Linked DNA regions of Homo sapiens: region 2 is linked to region 1. A link is a contact called in ENCODE Hi-C or POLR2A ChIA-PET data. All regions are on one chromosome and are shown on one strand. Each heading gives the region's core, a stretch centred on a gene start or an enhancer-like site at or near the end of the contact. The rest is flanking DNA. Distances are from core to core; before and after follow the strand shown.

The links. A loop is a pair of places that touch in the nucleus more often than their neighbours do. ChIA-PET counts read pairs that join two places held with the same protein, here RNA polymerase II (POLR2A). Pooled maps may share reads with other maps.
Region 2: a pooled map shows a loop between it and region 1 (2.7-fold over the local background). The contact joins the promoter of NRG2 here to the promoter of DNAJC18 in region 1. A Hi-C loop is called at or near these places in 1 of 50 pooled maps. POLR2A ChIA-PET finds 5 or more read pairs at or near these places in 3 of 52 experiments (H1, OCI-LY7 and WTC11).

What each region holds. Positions count from the first base shown.
Region 1 is chr5:139,435,125-139,443,010 of GRCh38, reverse strand. DNAJC18 (DnaJ heat shock protein family (Hsp40) member C18) reads left to right here and starts at 3,486. Exons shown (of 8, transcript NM_152686.4): 1 at 3,486-3,605; 2 at 5,453-5,639. The coding sequence starts at 3,566. RefSeq lists enhancers at 3,116-3,615, 4,916-5,416 and a silencer at 3,819-3,928.
Region 2 is chr5:140,040,371-140,048,256 of GRCh38, reverse strand. NRG2 (neuregulin 2) reads left to right here and starts at 4,958. Exons shown (of 10, transcript NM_004883.3): 1 at 4,958-5,887. The coding sequence starts at 5,188. RefSeq lists silencers at 4,816-5,155, 5,316-5,525 and enhancers at 4,824-5,493, 6,866-7,055.

The DNA of each region.
Region 1 (7,886 bases), core at 2,237-4,736:
TCTTTTACAAAACACAGAAATTGAACTTTACAGTGAGGATTATTTTTGCTGACTAGTTGATGAGTTTAAGCAAAAACTGTCACAGAAGTATTCTTAATGTTGAGCTTTAGAGTTTCGCGTTAGTCCAAGTGATGCGATCATAAAAAAAAAATTCATCCAGAAGTGTTAGTTGAGGTGTAAACAAACTGAAGAATACATGTGGATACTTGGCAATATTTGAGAAGGTCATAATGCTAAACCATTTTTGTTACTGTTCTAGAAGTAAATGAAAAGAAGTCTGGAAAAGAAGGGGATGTAAGGTTTCAGAGCATGAGGAGAGAGGATGCTTAGCTACCAGACAGCAGCTAAGATTTGGGAAGAGGCCCCAGCTTCCCAAATCTTGTCCAATACTCTTGAACCTAGGCTCTGCTCCTAGATAGTCTCATAATTCATAGTTGCTCCTCTCAATCCAGTTAACCCCTACAGTGCTCTAACAGCCCACTCTCAGCCAAACACCTCTGACTTCATGGTATTCTAACATCTCCAGGTAGTACCTCCAGACCTTTTCCCTGTGCCCCTGGACTCCAAGGTCTATCCCACCCTCAGCTGTCCATCTTCTAGAGCAGGCGGTCTAGCCTCCCCAAACCAGAAGAACTTCCTTTTTATATTCAACCACCTGATGGATGTCCCTGATCAGTTCCCTCAGCTGCAGAGCACAAGAAGGACCTTCAGGATCCAGCTTTCTGTGAGTACACTGCTCCGTGGATTAGTTAGCTGGTCATAGGTCCAGTGTCCTAGAGCTGAGCTTTTGACTCATCTCATGGTTCTGGGGCCTCCTTTGCCTCTCAAGTTTAAGGACATCCATAATTCATTGGATTTAGGATGACCCAAAACCTTCTCATACTAGTTCACTTTTGCCATCTTCTTCTGTTTCTGAAAGGGAGAAAATCACCAGTTTTAGTGGCTGGATTCAGGGGTTAGGGTACATGGACAAGCAACTTCCCAGCCCTTTTTGGTAGTGTTTTGCTTCTTGTCTTATTTGCAGGTAATGATTGCCAGATAGACAGGAATGGGGTCCAGTTAGTTATATCCAGGACCTTATGATATACCCCATATATACCCCTTTGCTCCTAATTTACAATGTCAAACTATAAAAAATGGTTTCTCTTCCTCTGAGCCAGTCTATAACAGTGGTCAGCATTTATTAAACACATACTACATGCCAGATGAGGTGCTAAAAGCTTTGCAAGCATTATCTTACTATATCCTACGGCAATCCTATGCAGATTTTTTAACCACTATGCTAAATTCCTCCTCCTAAATTAAGTGAAAATGACCAAATTTCTAGACAACTGTTACTTTCTCAGTGCTTATGGGGGTGGGGATGAGGGAAGAACACTGACTTTAAGTGCTCCAGGAGAAACTGATATTACAAATGACACAAGCCTTTAGTGGTCAACTGGTTTGGTAGTTTTCAAACATGTAGGTTTTCTTTCCTTTAGTAGACCACAAAATACAAAACAGAAAAAAACAGAGCTTCTTTGATTGAAGAAGGGTGAGGTGCTAGTGCCTTCCCTGCTATGCCTTCCTCCCCGCTCCCACTCCTCAATAGAAGATTCCAGAGACATCTGCACATTAAGCCTTAAGGATTCCTCAATTTAAAAACCGCTAATTGAGGCCGGGTGCGGTGGCTCACGCCTGTAATCACACCACTTTGGGAGGCTGAGGCGGGCAGATCACAAGGTCAGGAGATTGAGGCCATCTTGGCCAACATAGTGAAATCCCGTCTCTACCAAAAATACAAAAATTAGCTGGGCATGGTGGCGTGCGACTGTAGTCCCGGCTACTCGGGAGGCTGATGCAGGAGAATCGCTTGAACCAGGGAGTCAGAGGTTGCAGTGAGCCGAGATTATGCCACTACACTCCAGCCTGGCGACAGAGTAAGACTCTGTCTCAAAAAGCAAACAAACAAAACTACTAATTGAATCCAACCTTCTCGTTTTATAGGTGATGAGACTGAGGCCAAAGAAGAAGGAAAAAGGAGATGTTCAGGATCACGCAATGATTTGTGGCAAAACCCCAGCTATTAATATAACACCTATACAACTTCTAGACCAGTGCTTTTTCCACTTGAAAGGCCTTGTTATCTGAGTTTTGTTTTTTGTTTTTTTTCTGAGACAGAGTCTCACTCTGTCACCCAGGCTGGAGTGCAGTGACGCGATCTTGGCTCACTACAACCTCCGCCCCCTGGGTTCAAGCGATTCTCCTGCCTCAGCCTCCCTCCCGAGCAGCTGGGACTACAGGCACACGCCACCATGCCCAGCTAATTTTTGTATTTTTGGTAGAGACGGGGTTTCACCATGTTGGTCAGAATGGTCTCGATCTCCTGACCTCGCGATCCGCCTGCCGCGGCCTCCCAAAGTGTTGGGATTACAGGCATAAGCCACCGCGCCCGGCCGTTCTCTGAGTTCTTAAGTGGGCATAATGTCAGTGATGCCAGGGCCATGACTGTAGGCAAGGGCTGGAACTGCATGCCCTTTGGTGCTTTTACCCTTCCAAGTTTATGTCCAGGAATATACATCTCTCCCCAACTGCCTAAGTAGGTGCTAGTTGATATCATGATTGATTTGGTCTTCTTGGGTAAGACCTCAGTTAATTCTGGGTAATTTTTTGTTTGGGGATGAACTGTAGCCATCCACCTATGAAGAAAGTGTTGCTTTTATTCTTTGCTAGGTTCCATCCATACCTGGATGAGGAACAGCAAGAATATTTATTTCCTCATTTCCTTTTTACTAATCTCAATGTCTGGTCCTTCAGAAAAGAAACGAATGGGCTAAAGAGATAACTAGACTGGAAGAGAGGAGAAAAGTGTCAGAGGGGTGTTGGAGTAGGATGGGTTGGAGGAAGGACAGGAACAGCAAAGATGGAGGCTCTTCATGCCGGCCCCAATACCTTTCCATGTCTTCTTTCTCCACCCCGATACCCTCTGATGTCCAGTGCCTGAGGAGCTGGGGCAGTAGGGACATACTGAGATTGCCCTCCAACCCCATAAATCTACATCACTTTTCTATTTTCCTGACTCAAGCTTCCAAAGGCTGGGTTCCGCATCCCCAAAACCCATCTCTGAATCTCCAGGGCCTACCACTGACTGCACAGAACAGGCATTAGCGTATGCTTCAAAAAGACATCCCTGAGGAGCATAATAGTCATACTGTCACCCTCTAGCCTATAGTTTGCGAAGCCCTTTCCAGGCAGGACTTCAGTCGCCCCTCCTTGGATGTCCCTAGGGTTAGGCAGGGCCGAAGCCACTATCCCAACTCTACAAATGAGGAAAAGCCAAGAGCCGTGCTGCAGGCAGCTGGCAGCTGGCAGCAGCACTCTTCCACAGATCTCCTGACGAAGGTCGAGCACTTCTCTGCGTCTCCCACGGCCTCTGGCGCAGAGCCTGCCGGGAGTTGTAGTCCAGTGCCCCGGGAGCTCATATGGACTGGACTACAATGACCAGCGTGCCCCGCGCTCCGCGCCCCCTTCTCTTTCAGCCTCGGGCACGGGGGAGGCTCGGCGGACCTGCTGATTGGGAACCGATATGGCGGCGACTCTGGGCAGCGGGGAGCGCTGGACGGAAGGTACTAGGTCCCCGCCTGAAGGAGGGATAGGGCGGCCTTCGGGAGAGATCAGGGATGAGGATCCTGAAGACGCACAAGGGCTGAGATCCTGGGTCTGAGGTGATGGATAGAGGCCTGTGAAAAGATGCTGAGCCTGAGTAGGGTTGCGGATGGGGTAGGGAAGCTGGGGACCGACCGCGAGCCCAGAGTCACCGGTGACGACTTGTTGCCTCCGGCCCCCAGCCCCGCCCCCGCCCGTGCCCCGCCCAGGGCCCGCAGCTGTCAGGCCCCGCCCATGCCAAGGTGACTGGAGGGCCCGTGGGGTGCTGCGGTCTCTCCGCAGCTTGCTAACCTGGCCCTTATCTTTCGCCTAACTGGGCCACCTGACCTTCAGTCCCTGTTTGATCATGTCGCTCCAGCCGGCATCAGGACCAGCCTTTTCCACCCTACAGTCAGGCAAAAAATATTGATCCAATACCTATTGTGTGCCCCGCCTAATGCTGATTCTGCAGTGGGGATTTGACTGACATGGGTCCCTTAGCTCACAAAACTCGCAGCCCACTGAGAGAGTTTGACGACTGAACAGCCAATTACAAAACGGGCGAATAATACAAAACGCCTGGGCTACACAGCAAGGTCAGGGATTTGGAGAGCACACTTACAAGGTACCTAACGCAGACTGGCTGTCAAGGGAGGTTTCTTGCAGAAAGTGTTACAAATGGTGACAAGAAGGATGCGTCGGAGTTAGCCAGGCCGACTTAGAGGAAGACTGTCCAGGAGCAGTGGGTGGAGGTAGCTGAGGGATGTTAAGCGGAAGAAAGATGTTGTTAAAGCCTTTCTCAGGTCCTCCAGAGAAGACATGAGTGCTCTGCCCCTTTTGACTGTATTGCTTATGACCCTCTTTACATTCTGCAGGTGTTGTTATTGAATCTTCTCCCTTTAAACCAGGGGTATCCAATCTTTTGGCTTCCCTGGACCACATTGGAAGAAGAATTGTCTTGGGCCACACATAAAATACACTAACTGACGACTAAATAACTAACTGATGACAGCTAATGAACTTTAAAAAAATTGCAAAAAAAAATCTCATAATGTTCTTTTTTTTTTTTTTGAGACGGAGTCTCGCTCTATCACCCAGGCTGGAGTGCAGTAGCGCGATCTCGGCTCACTGCAACCTCCGCCTCCCGGGTTCACGCCATTCTCCTGCCTCAGCCTCCCGAGTAGCTGGGACTACAGGCGCCTGCCACCACGCCCGGCTAATTTGTTGTATTTTTAGTAGAGACGGAGTTTCACGGTGTTAGCCAGGATGGTCTCGATCTCCTGACCTCGTGATCCGCCCGCCTTGGCCTCCCAAAGTGCTGGGATTACAGGCGTGAGCCACCGCGCCCGGCCCTCATAATGTTCTAAGAAAGTTTACGAATTTGTATTGAGCTCAAAGCCGTGCTGGGCCACATGCCACCTGTGGGCCGCGGGTTGGACAAGCTTGCATTAAACTAACCTCTTTGTGGTCAGGAGTAGATCTTACCCATCCGCCCTCTTGATCTTCTAGCCAAGTTCCTTGGTATATATTAGTTCTATAATTGTTAGTGTAAAAGAATTGAACTCCTCTCTACTTTAAATTTTAGGGGTGGGAGGCACTGCAACAAAAAATACTATTTTACGAGCAGTGTCTCTTCTGACCACGGACCACAGAGAAACATGTTTATTCAGCTTTGTATGAGTGCTTAAAAGTCAGCATGACGCCTCTAGCCCTGGCCATCATGCTTACCTTCTCATGCTTACGAGCAGCCTCCCAGAGAGGAAAGGCAGGTTGCAAAGTTGATTTTCAGGGTCAGATGGAGACCTAATGGAGGGGCTGTTGTTTGCAGCTTACATTGACGCAGTTAGAAGAAACAAATACCCAGAAGACACACCTCCTGAGAGTCATGACCCCTGTGGCTGCTGTAACTGCATGAAGGCACAAAAGGAAAAGAAGTCTGAGAATGAGTGGACTCAGACCCGGCAGGGTGAGGGGAACTCCACGTATAGTGAGGAACAGCTGCTTGGGGTACAAAGGTGAGCATGTGGTGAGATTAAATGAGTGATTTTATGGAAAGTGCTTAGAAGAGTGCCTGGATGTGCTATGTAAGTATTGACTGATGATAATGATGATGATGATGATAATTGAGGCATACTAGCTTCTTGACCTCAGAGGGAAGACTGAATAGAAGTGGAATATTAGGGTATAACATGAACTGACTACCCTGCTTCTACTTTAAGAGAGGCAGCAGAAACCGACTAGACACAACACACATCTACAGGACATTCTTTCAACAACAACAGAACGATTTTCTTCTTAAGGATACATAGAATATTCTCCAGGATAGACCATATCTTAGGTCATAAAACAAGCCTCAATAAATTTAAAAAGATTGAAATCATACAGTGTATGTTCTCTGAAATCAAAAACAAAGGGAAATTTGAGAAATTCACAAATATGTGGAAATTAAACTACAAGCTCCTAATAAGCAAGCAAGTCACAGAATAAATCACTAGGAAAGCTAGAAAATGCTTTGAGATGAGTGAAAATGAAAACACGACGTACTAAAATGTATAGGATGCAGCTAAAACAGTGCTTAGAAGGAAATTTATAGCTCTAAATGCTTATTTTTTTAAAAAAGACTCCAAATCAGTAACCTAATCTACCTTAAGGAACTAGACAGCCTGGACAATACAGTGAAACCCCCTCTCTTCCAAAAAATATATATATACAAAAATTAGCTTGGTATGATGGCACCAACCTGTAGTCCCAGCTACTTGAGAGGCTGAGGCAGGAGGATTGCTTGAACCCAGTAGGTTGAAGCTACAGTGAGTCATAATCGCACAGCAGAGCAAGACCCTGTCTCTCAAAAAAAAAAAAAAAAAAAAAAAAGAAAGAGGGATATCCCTACCAATCCAAATACTATGAACAATTGTGTGCCAACAAATTAGATAACCTAGATAAAATCAGCAAATGCCTAGAAAGACACAAATTACTGAAACTGACCCAAGAAAAATGGAGGCCAGGCATGGTGGGTCACACCTGTAATCCCAGAGCTTTGGGGGTGCTGAGGCAGGAGGATTGCTTGAGACCAGGAGTTTGAGACCAGCCTGGGCAACACAGCAATACATTATCTCTAAAAAAAGAAAAAAAAAATACTTGGGCATGGTGGCACATGCCTGTGGTCCCAGCTACTTTGGAGACTGAAGCAGGAGAATCACTTGAGCCTAGGAATCTGAGGTTACAGTAAGCTATGGTAGTGCCACTGCATTGCAGCTTCGGTGACAGAGACCTTATTTCCAAAAAAGAAAAAGAAAAAAAAAAGGAAAACCCAAGTAGACCTACAACAAATAAGGTGATTTAATTAACAATCAAAAAAATTCTAGCTGGACATGGTGACTCATGCCTGTAATCCCATTACTTTGGGAGGCTGAGGTGGGAGGATCACTTGAGCCCAGGAGTTCAAGACCAGCCTGGCCAACATGGCGAAACTTCATTAGTACAATAAAAAACAAACAAAAAGACCCCACAAAAATTAGCCGAGCATGGTGGTGCACACCTGCAGTTCCAGCTGCTCAGGAGGCTGAGGTAGGAGGATTGATGGAGCCAGGAAGGGCGAGGCTACAGTGAGCACCACTGCACTCTAGTCTGGGTGACAGAGGGAGACCTTGTCTGAAAAAAAAAAAAAAAAAAAAAAAAAAACTTCCAATGAAGAAAAGTCCAGGCCCAGCTGGCTTCATTCTTTGAGACCAGTATTAACTCTGTAACCAAAACCAGACAAAAATATCATAAGAAGTCTAAATTATCAACCAATATCCCTTATGGATATAGATTTTAAAATATTCAATAAAATACTAGTAAAACAAATACAGCAATGTAAAAAGTATTATATATTTTCACCAAGTGGGATTTATCCCAGTATTGCAGGATTGTTTAACACACACAAGTCAATCAATGTAACATACCATGTTAATAGAATAAAGGACAAAAATCACACGATCATTTCAATAGGTACAGAAAAAGCATTTAACAAAATCCAACACTCTTTTTTTTTTGAGACGGATTCTTGCTCTGTCACCCAGGCTGGAGTGCAATGCCACGATCTCGGCTCACTGCAACCCCTGCCTCCCAGGTTCAAGCGATTCTCTGGCCTCAGCTTCCTGAGTAGCTGTGACTACAGACGCGCACCACCATGCCTAGCTAATTTTTGTATTTTTAGTAGAGACGGGGTTTCACCATGTTGGCCAGGATGGTCTCGTGACCTTGTGATCTGCCCGCCTCGG
Region 2 (7,886 bases), core at 3,709-6,208, 600 kb before region 1:
TTTTCCTTTTTGTGGAGAATGGGGTCTCGCTATATTGTCCAGGCAGGTCTTGAACTCCTGGGGTCAAGCTACCCTCCCACCTCTGTCTCCCTAAGAGTTGGGATTACAGGCATGAGCCACTGCACCTGGCCCTTTCTTCCCTTTAGAAAACTCTGCCTAACTCTCCACTTTCTATGGCTGCAGGAATTCTGGTAATCTGCTGGAGTCTCAAAATTTACCTCGGCATTCTAAGTTTATCTGAACAGGATATAATTATAGCAAAATAATTCCCTATGCTTTTTAGCATAAGAATCCCATTTTAAGGTAAAAAGAGTTTTACCCCATATAATAGTAGTTCCCATTATATAGAATATTCTTTCTGTTTATAGAATCCTATATAATAGTAGTTCTACTTTAAGTAGACTTTGAGAAAAACACATGATAAAAATTCAGCAACATTAACAAATTAGAGGATCCCCTCTTAAAATTTTTTTGAATAGCTAGTACATGAACTTGATATAAAATTCACGAGGTACAAAAGGAAATACCATGAAAATATCCTTCTTTCACCCCATCCCTCATTCACACACTGCCCTTCTCCAGAGCCTCCTATTGTTTCAACTTCTGCTGTATCTTTTCAAAGGTAAATTTGCACTACAAACATTTACATATTTCATCTTAAAAAAAGACAAAATGGTAGCATCTTACCACTCTTCTTCATCTTGCTTTTTTTCACTTAGCAATATCTTGTTATATTTTGTTGTACTTTAACATGGATATGTTGAAAAAAAAAGGTGGGGAGCAGGTGTGGTGGTTCACACCTGTAATCCCAGCACTTTGGGAGGCCAAGGCAGGAGGATTGCTTGAGCCCAGGAGTTGGAGACCAGTCTGGGCAAGGCCCTATCTCTACCAAAAAAAAAAAAAGTAATAATAAAGAAAAGAAAAGAAAAGAAAAGAAAACTAGCTGGGTGTGGTGGCATGTGCCCGTAGTCCCAGCTACTTAGGAGGATCACTTGAACCCAGGAGGTCGAGGCTGCAGTGAGCCATGATGGCCCCACTGCACTCCAGCCTGGGCAACAGAGCCAGATCGTGTCTCAAAAGAAAAAGAGAGTCCGGGCGTCGTGGCTCACGCCTGTAATCCCGGCACTTTGGGAGGCTGAGGCAGGCAGATCACCTGAAGTCAGGAGTTCGAGGCTGCTCTGGCCAACGTGGCGAAACCCAGTCTCTACTAAAAATACAAAAATTAGCCAGGCGTGGTAGTGCGTGCCTGTAGTCCCAGCTACTCGGGAGGCTGAGGCAGGAGAATTGCTTAAACCTGGGAGGCAGAAGTTGCAGTGAGCTGAGATCACACCACCGCACTCCAGCCTAGGGGACGGAGACTCTGTCTCAAAGAAAAAAAAAAAAAAAAAAAAGAGGCCGGGCTCAATGGCTCACACCTATAATCCCAGCACTTTGGGAGGCCAAGGCAGGCAGATCACCTGAGGTCGGGAGTTCAAGACCAGCCTGACCAACATGGAGAAACCCCGTCTCTACTAAAAATACAAAAAATTAGCCAGGCGTGGTGGCAGGCACCTGTAATCCCAGCTACTTGGGAGGCTGAGGCAGGATAATCACTTGAACCCGGGAGGTGGAGGTTGCAGTGAGCCAAGATCACACCATTGCACTCCAGCATGGGCAACAAGACCAAAACTCTGTCTCAAAAAAAAAAAAATAAGAGAGAGAGGGGAAAATAATATTTTTATTCTTCATGACATGTGCTGTTGAAAAATTGTATCGCCTTTTTTTTTTTTTTTTTTTTGAGACAGTGCTCTGTTGCCCAGGCTGGAGTGTAGTGTCATGAGGCTCACTGCAACCTCTGCCTCCTGGGTTCTAGCATTTCTCCTGTGTCAGCCTCCCAAGTAGCTGGGATTATAGGGGAGCGCCACCACGCCTGGCTAATTTTTTTTTTGGTAGTAGTAAAGATGGGGTTTCACCATGTTGGCCAGGTTAGTCTTGAACTCCTGACCTCAAGTGATCCACCCCACTCAGCCTACCAAAGTGCTAAGATTACAGGCATGAGCCACTGCACCCAGCCGCATTTTTTAATATACAGAAAATCCTAGTGAATATTTTTAATATACAGAAAATAAATACCACTTAGAGATTCTCAGCTCTTAGATTGGGAACCACCAGTATAAGTAAAATATTAGTAATCTTCAACTTTAATTTTGGCCCTTACTGTGCACCAGACATTGTTCTAAGCACTTTACATATTATCTCACATAATCCACATCCTCATCATCCTTCTAGTCTCAGCTTAAATGTTATCTCCTCAGAGAAGCCTTCCCTTATCCAAGTAGACCTATCCTCTCCCCTTTCCATTATTCTCTAGCATTTCATCCTGTTTATTTCCTTCAGGACACTCAGCAATACAAGTAATTAGTTACCCATTTGTGTACTTATTTACTGTTGTCTTCCCAGTCAGAGTATGAGCTTTGAGAGCACAGACATGTACTATTGAACAGTTTGGTTCACCACAGTACATCCAGTAACATACAGTGCCTCAGTGCTTGGCACAGAGGAGCCATTCAATTGAATATTTATTGAAAGTACATACTGAGCAAAAAACAGCTTTACGAAGTAGACCCTATTATTTTCTCCTTCATACTGATAAGGAAACTAAGGCCTAGAGAGTGAAATAGACTCATCCCAAAGTTGGTAAGTCACAGAGTTGCTTTAAAACCCAGCTCTGCTGGGCTCCAGAGCACAAGCTCTTCACTATGACCCTGGTCTCAGGAACAGAAGACTGAGTTCAGTCCTGGCTGTGTGAAATGTTGAGTAAGTCCCCTATCCCCTCTGGGACTTTTTCTTTCATTGTAAAATGAAAGAGTGGATGTCGCTATCTTCCTTATGGTGATGTTTTGTGATTTATGAGGTCTGTGATCTATGAAAATGAAATGGGGGACACTGAAGGAGCCAAGAAGATTGGCTTGATGCCTTTAAGCGTGCCGATTTTCAGTTATTTTCTTCCTTCTCTCCTTCTTTCACTGGAGATTTGCTAATCCTTATTTTATGCCAGGCATTGTGTTGGAGGTAATAGGAATCCAAAGATGAATAGGATATATATAGTCCCTGACATTAACGTGCCTGGCCTGATGGGAGATGCAGACCCATTAAATGGCTGCTTGAAATACGGTATGGGCCAGTATCCCAACAGTAATACTATGTGTGAAGCTCATGGCAATACAGAGGAGGAAGGGATTAATTCCATCATGTATGTGTTGGTGGGAGTAGAGGTGGATATGTAGGAAGGGGGATGCGGTATAATGCTGAGCTGGGCCTTGGGAAAATAAGTTTTCCATGTGGTCAAGGTGGAGGTGAGGCTTTCTGGACACAAGAGACATCATGTGCAGAAGCACACCAAGAAAGAGCATGAAGTGCTGAGGATTGCTAGAGTGGGGGGTTGGCTCTCAGGATATGAAGCTGGCTAGGCAAAGGGAGCCCATGAAGAGCCTTGCTGAGGAGTTTGAACTTAACTTCTGAGAGCAGTAGCATGGCCAAATTGTACTTACATTTTATTTTTAGAAGGATCACTCTGGCATTGGTAGGACTGGAGATAGGTGATGAGGTGAAAGGAGTGGAGACCAGTTAGAAGGCTTAGAAGTTGTCCAGGTGAGAGATGATGAGGGCTTGGACTTAAGGTATTTGCAGCAGAGTTGGAGTGGAAGTAGATAAATTGGAGATTATTTTAAAAGAGAGACCCAAAGGCCTTGGTGATTAATTGGATGAGGAAGAATAAAAGATGAGATGAAGGGACTTATTGTAATGGATTGATGTAGTCTAAAAGAATAAAACAGTGGCATTAATAATTATAGGGGATTTGGAGTGAAGTGGAAGAAATAATGATGTTGGCTTTGGATGTATTGAGTTTAAGATGTCTCTTAGCTAGGAGGAAAGGTGTAGCTCTCTCTACTTCCTTTCCAGAATAGCAGTCCTAGCCTAAGTCACTCATCCTTGGACCAGTTTCCTGTGGAGCCCAGTGCGGTATAAAATTCCCCAAGAGCTCACTGGCATTCCTGAGCTCCACATCCTTCAAGGTTAAAAGCTGGGTGTTGAAAACTCCCTGGACCCTCATTGATAGGCTAATGGATTATGGACCTGTGTGTGTGTGTGTGTGTGTGTGTGTGTGTTTTAAATCAGATGCTGGCTCCAGTGCAGCAAACTCTTCTGCCTCTTGCAAGCATCAGCCTTGGAAACAAAACAAAACAAAACAAAAAAAACCTTTTTTATGGAGCAGCCTCTGGCCCTGACAGGCTCTGGCTCTCTGTTGGCTCCCAAGAAGCCCCCCACCTTTCTTAGAGATCAGATTTTTAAAAGATGAGGTTGTACAGTGCTCAGCCAGATCCCCACGTGGCCGCTGAAGAAAGCCCAGAGTGTTGGGGACTGGGCCCTTTCTCAGCTACCACCTCTGCTTGGGTGTCCTCAATGCTAAGACAAGACACCTTGTGGCCCAACTCTTTCCAAAATGACGGGGCTGGGATTCTCCCCCACCTCAAGTCGAATATCCAGCGTTCACCAGGCGGTGGCAGGACCGAGCACGTGGTATCATTTAGGGGCTGGGCTCCAGGGTCCTCCTAGGAAAGAGGACAGCCCAAGAGGCGAGAGGCTGGCCGGCCACCCTGGCCATGGCAACCTCTCTGGCTCCTACAGCTGCTGGCCAAAGGCAGGGGGCACGCCCTGCGTCCCATTACCACGTTCATAGGATGGTGCCAGGAGCCCGTTATCTCTTCTTCGCCTTCTCCTCACGCACCACCCCCACTGTCATGCCGATAAATCCCGGGAGCAAAGGGTGGCACGATTCCTCCCGCGCCCCTGCGGGCTGAAGGCGGGCACTAAAGCAGTGCAGTCCCAAGCTTCCCCTGCAGAAGCCGCGCTCCCTACTCGGTCCGGGGGCAGAGGGGGCGCGAGAGAGCAAGTGGGCGGGCGTCCCATCCTCCGCATCCTCCTCCAGGTCCTGGCGCACAGGGTGGGAGCGCTGCGCTGCGCCGCGCTGCGCATCGCGGCCCGCTTGCCGCCTGCCCCCTGCCCTAGCTGGGCCACCTCCCCGGGCTGCCGGTGGAGGGCTAAGAGGCGCTAACGTTACGCTGTTTCCGGTTTTCCAGCGGGCTCTGTTTCCCCTCCCAAGGCGGCGGCGGCTGAGCGGCGGAGCCCCCCAAATGGCCTGGCCAGATGCGGCAGGTTTGCTGCTCAGCGCTGCCGCCGCCGCCACTGGAGAAGGGTCGGTGCAGCAGCTACAGCGACAGCAGCAGCAGCAGCAGCGAGAGGAGCAGCAGCAGCAGCAGCAGCAGCAGCGAGAGCGGCAGCAGCAGCAGGAGCAGCAGCAACAACAGCAGCATCTCTCGTCCCGCTGCGCCCCCAGAGCCGCGGCCGCAGCAACAGCCGCAGCCCCGCAGCCCCGCAGCCCGGAGAGCCGCCGCCCGTTCGCGAGCCGCAGCCGCCGGCGGCATGAGGCGCGACCCGGCCCCCGGCTTCTCCATGCTGCTCTTCGGTGTGTCGCTCGCCTGCTACTCGCCCAGCCTCAAGTCAGTGCAGGACCAGGCGTACAAGGCACCCGTGGTGGTGGAGGGCAAGGTACAGGGGCTGGTCCCAGCCGGCGGCTCCAGCTCCAACAGCACCCGAGAGCCGCCCGCCTCGGGTCGGGTGGCGTTGGTAAAGGTGCTGGACAAGTGGCCGCTCCGGAGCGGGGGGCTGCAGCGCGAGCAGGTGATCAGCGTGGGCTCCTGTGTGCCGCTCGAAAGGAACCAGCGCTACATCTTTTTCCTGGAGCCCACGGAACAGCCCTTAGTCTTTAAGACGGCCTTTGCCCCCCTCGATACCAACGGCAAAAATCTCAAGAAAGAGGTGGGCAAGATCCTGTGCACTGACTGCGGTGAGTCGCCCCCTCCCTTTGCTGGAGAAAGGGGGGAGGGGCGAGGTGGTGGAGAATGGGGGTGGGGCGGGGAGGTGCTGCAGGTGCCCGGGCCTGGCAGCGTCCGGGCGCTGGGGGGGTGGGGCCGCCCCTGGGCAGGGCGCCTGGCACGGGTGGGTGAGGGGGTTGGGGTTGGAGAGAAGAAGGATCAGGCTCAAAGTGTGCCAGGGGTGGGGGGCGGAGGGAGGCGCTGGCCTGTGCCAGCGGGGATCTGCGGCTGATGTATGGCATGTGGGGCTGGAAAGCTGCCATCATAGCCCAGTAGCGGAAGGAAAAACGGAGAGGTCCTGGCGGTGCTGGCCTGAGGCTCAGTGAGTCAGGAGTGACCCTCGGAGGCCTTGCCTGCCCTGCTGCCGCGGGCCTGCCGTGCCCAGGCTGGCAGGGTCTGCGGGAGCAGCTGGGCAGACTCCCAGGCTGTGAAGGCCTCCGCTTACAAGTTCTCCTAGGGAATGGTCGCCCCCGCCCCCTCCTTCCTCTCCTGGGCTCGTTGCTCTGCTCATCCACACCGCTGGCGCAGGCAGAGTTGGACTTTTTCTGCTACTGTTTTCCGTCCTCCATGTGGCTCCAGTTTTTTTCTTCATCGTGATTGCCTGTCTTTGCTAAGCAGGTAGCACATCCTTCTCTTAAGACTAGCAAGCAGACACCTTTTTTTTTTTTTTTTTTTAGCTGTTTCTGGGGGAATTACAAGGTCTGTTGATTGTGATGATGATGAAAGAGAGTAACTTCTGCTGAATGCTTTAAGTTCAGCTCTAACGTCTTACTCGCCGGATGTATTTGACTGCATCTCTCATCTTCATGATGTTGGATGCTGCACAGGAATGCAGGTGATTAGAAACAAAACACTGAAATCTGTAGATCTCTGCAGCTGGGAATGGAAGTCTCCCATGTCAAAAGTCAAAGAAATGTCAGTCTAAGAGCTTTTTCTTCTTGTCCCTGAATCCAGTACTTACTTCTTAGTAAGATATTTCAAATCAAATTGTCCCACACTGGAGTATTTGGTGTAAGCCTGTCTCGTGCTTATTCAAATTGAGGTTTCGTTTTGTCCCAACTAAAGCTGAATTTGTTGGCATGCGGTATGACTTGCTGGACTGTGTAATCGCTGAATTATGATAGATGTCCTGTACTCTCATAGAAGTTGGTATGTTTACCAGTTTTACCAACTGATTCTGGGTAGTGTAGACAGGCTTTGTTTGAGTAGCAAAATATGTGTAACAGCTTATAGTAAGTTTTGCTGCCTTCATCTTTCTAGATCGATACCTATGATTTTTGGAAGCTTTCCTCCCCCACCCCCTTCAGGAGGCAAATTTTAGGAGTTTAGTGATGGGAGTATATCTAGACACTAACTATGTTAAACTGTGATCACTTTAATGAGAAGAATCTTGGCAATGTCTTAATAAGGAGGGGAAAACTTTGGGGGATAACAGCAGTTTATCGCTCTGACATTATCCTTAGGAATATTGTTGACTGCTTTTTATTATTGGTTTTATGTTCTGAAATGTTTTATAAAGACAAGTAGAGACCAGCTAAGAATTTCTAATTTTTTATTCTATTAAGTATTTTGATACTTGGGGAGTATTAAAATACTCTGAGATGCCTTGGGGAGCTGTGAAACAGTATTGTACAGTGGAAAATAGATAGTAAAAATATTTATTGAATCTTGTCCAAGGACAGCTTCTGTTTGGTTGTTGGTGAGTTGCTCCTGCATTTGCACAGTGTACATCTCCACATAATCCCTAGTCTGGGCCGCTGAGGACTTGATGGTCTTTGTCAGATAACCCCATAGAGTAACTGGCTTCTCTGCTCCCTTGTCTCCCTCCTCCTACTTTCTCCTTCCCCCAACACAATACACCTTATCAATTACACATTGTTTGTTCTAGTGGGTATTCAGTAGCTTAACAGTTGAATGCAGAAATCATGAAAGATTTGAGGGGCAGAAATATGGTCTGTTTCTAGGTTATGA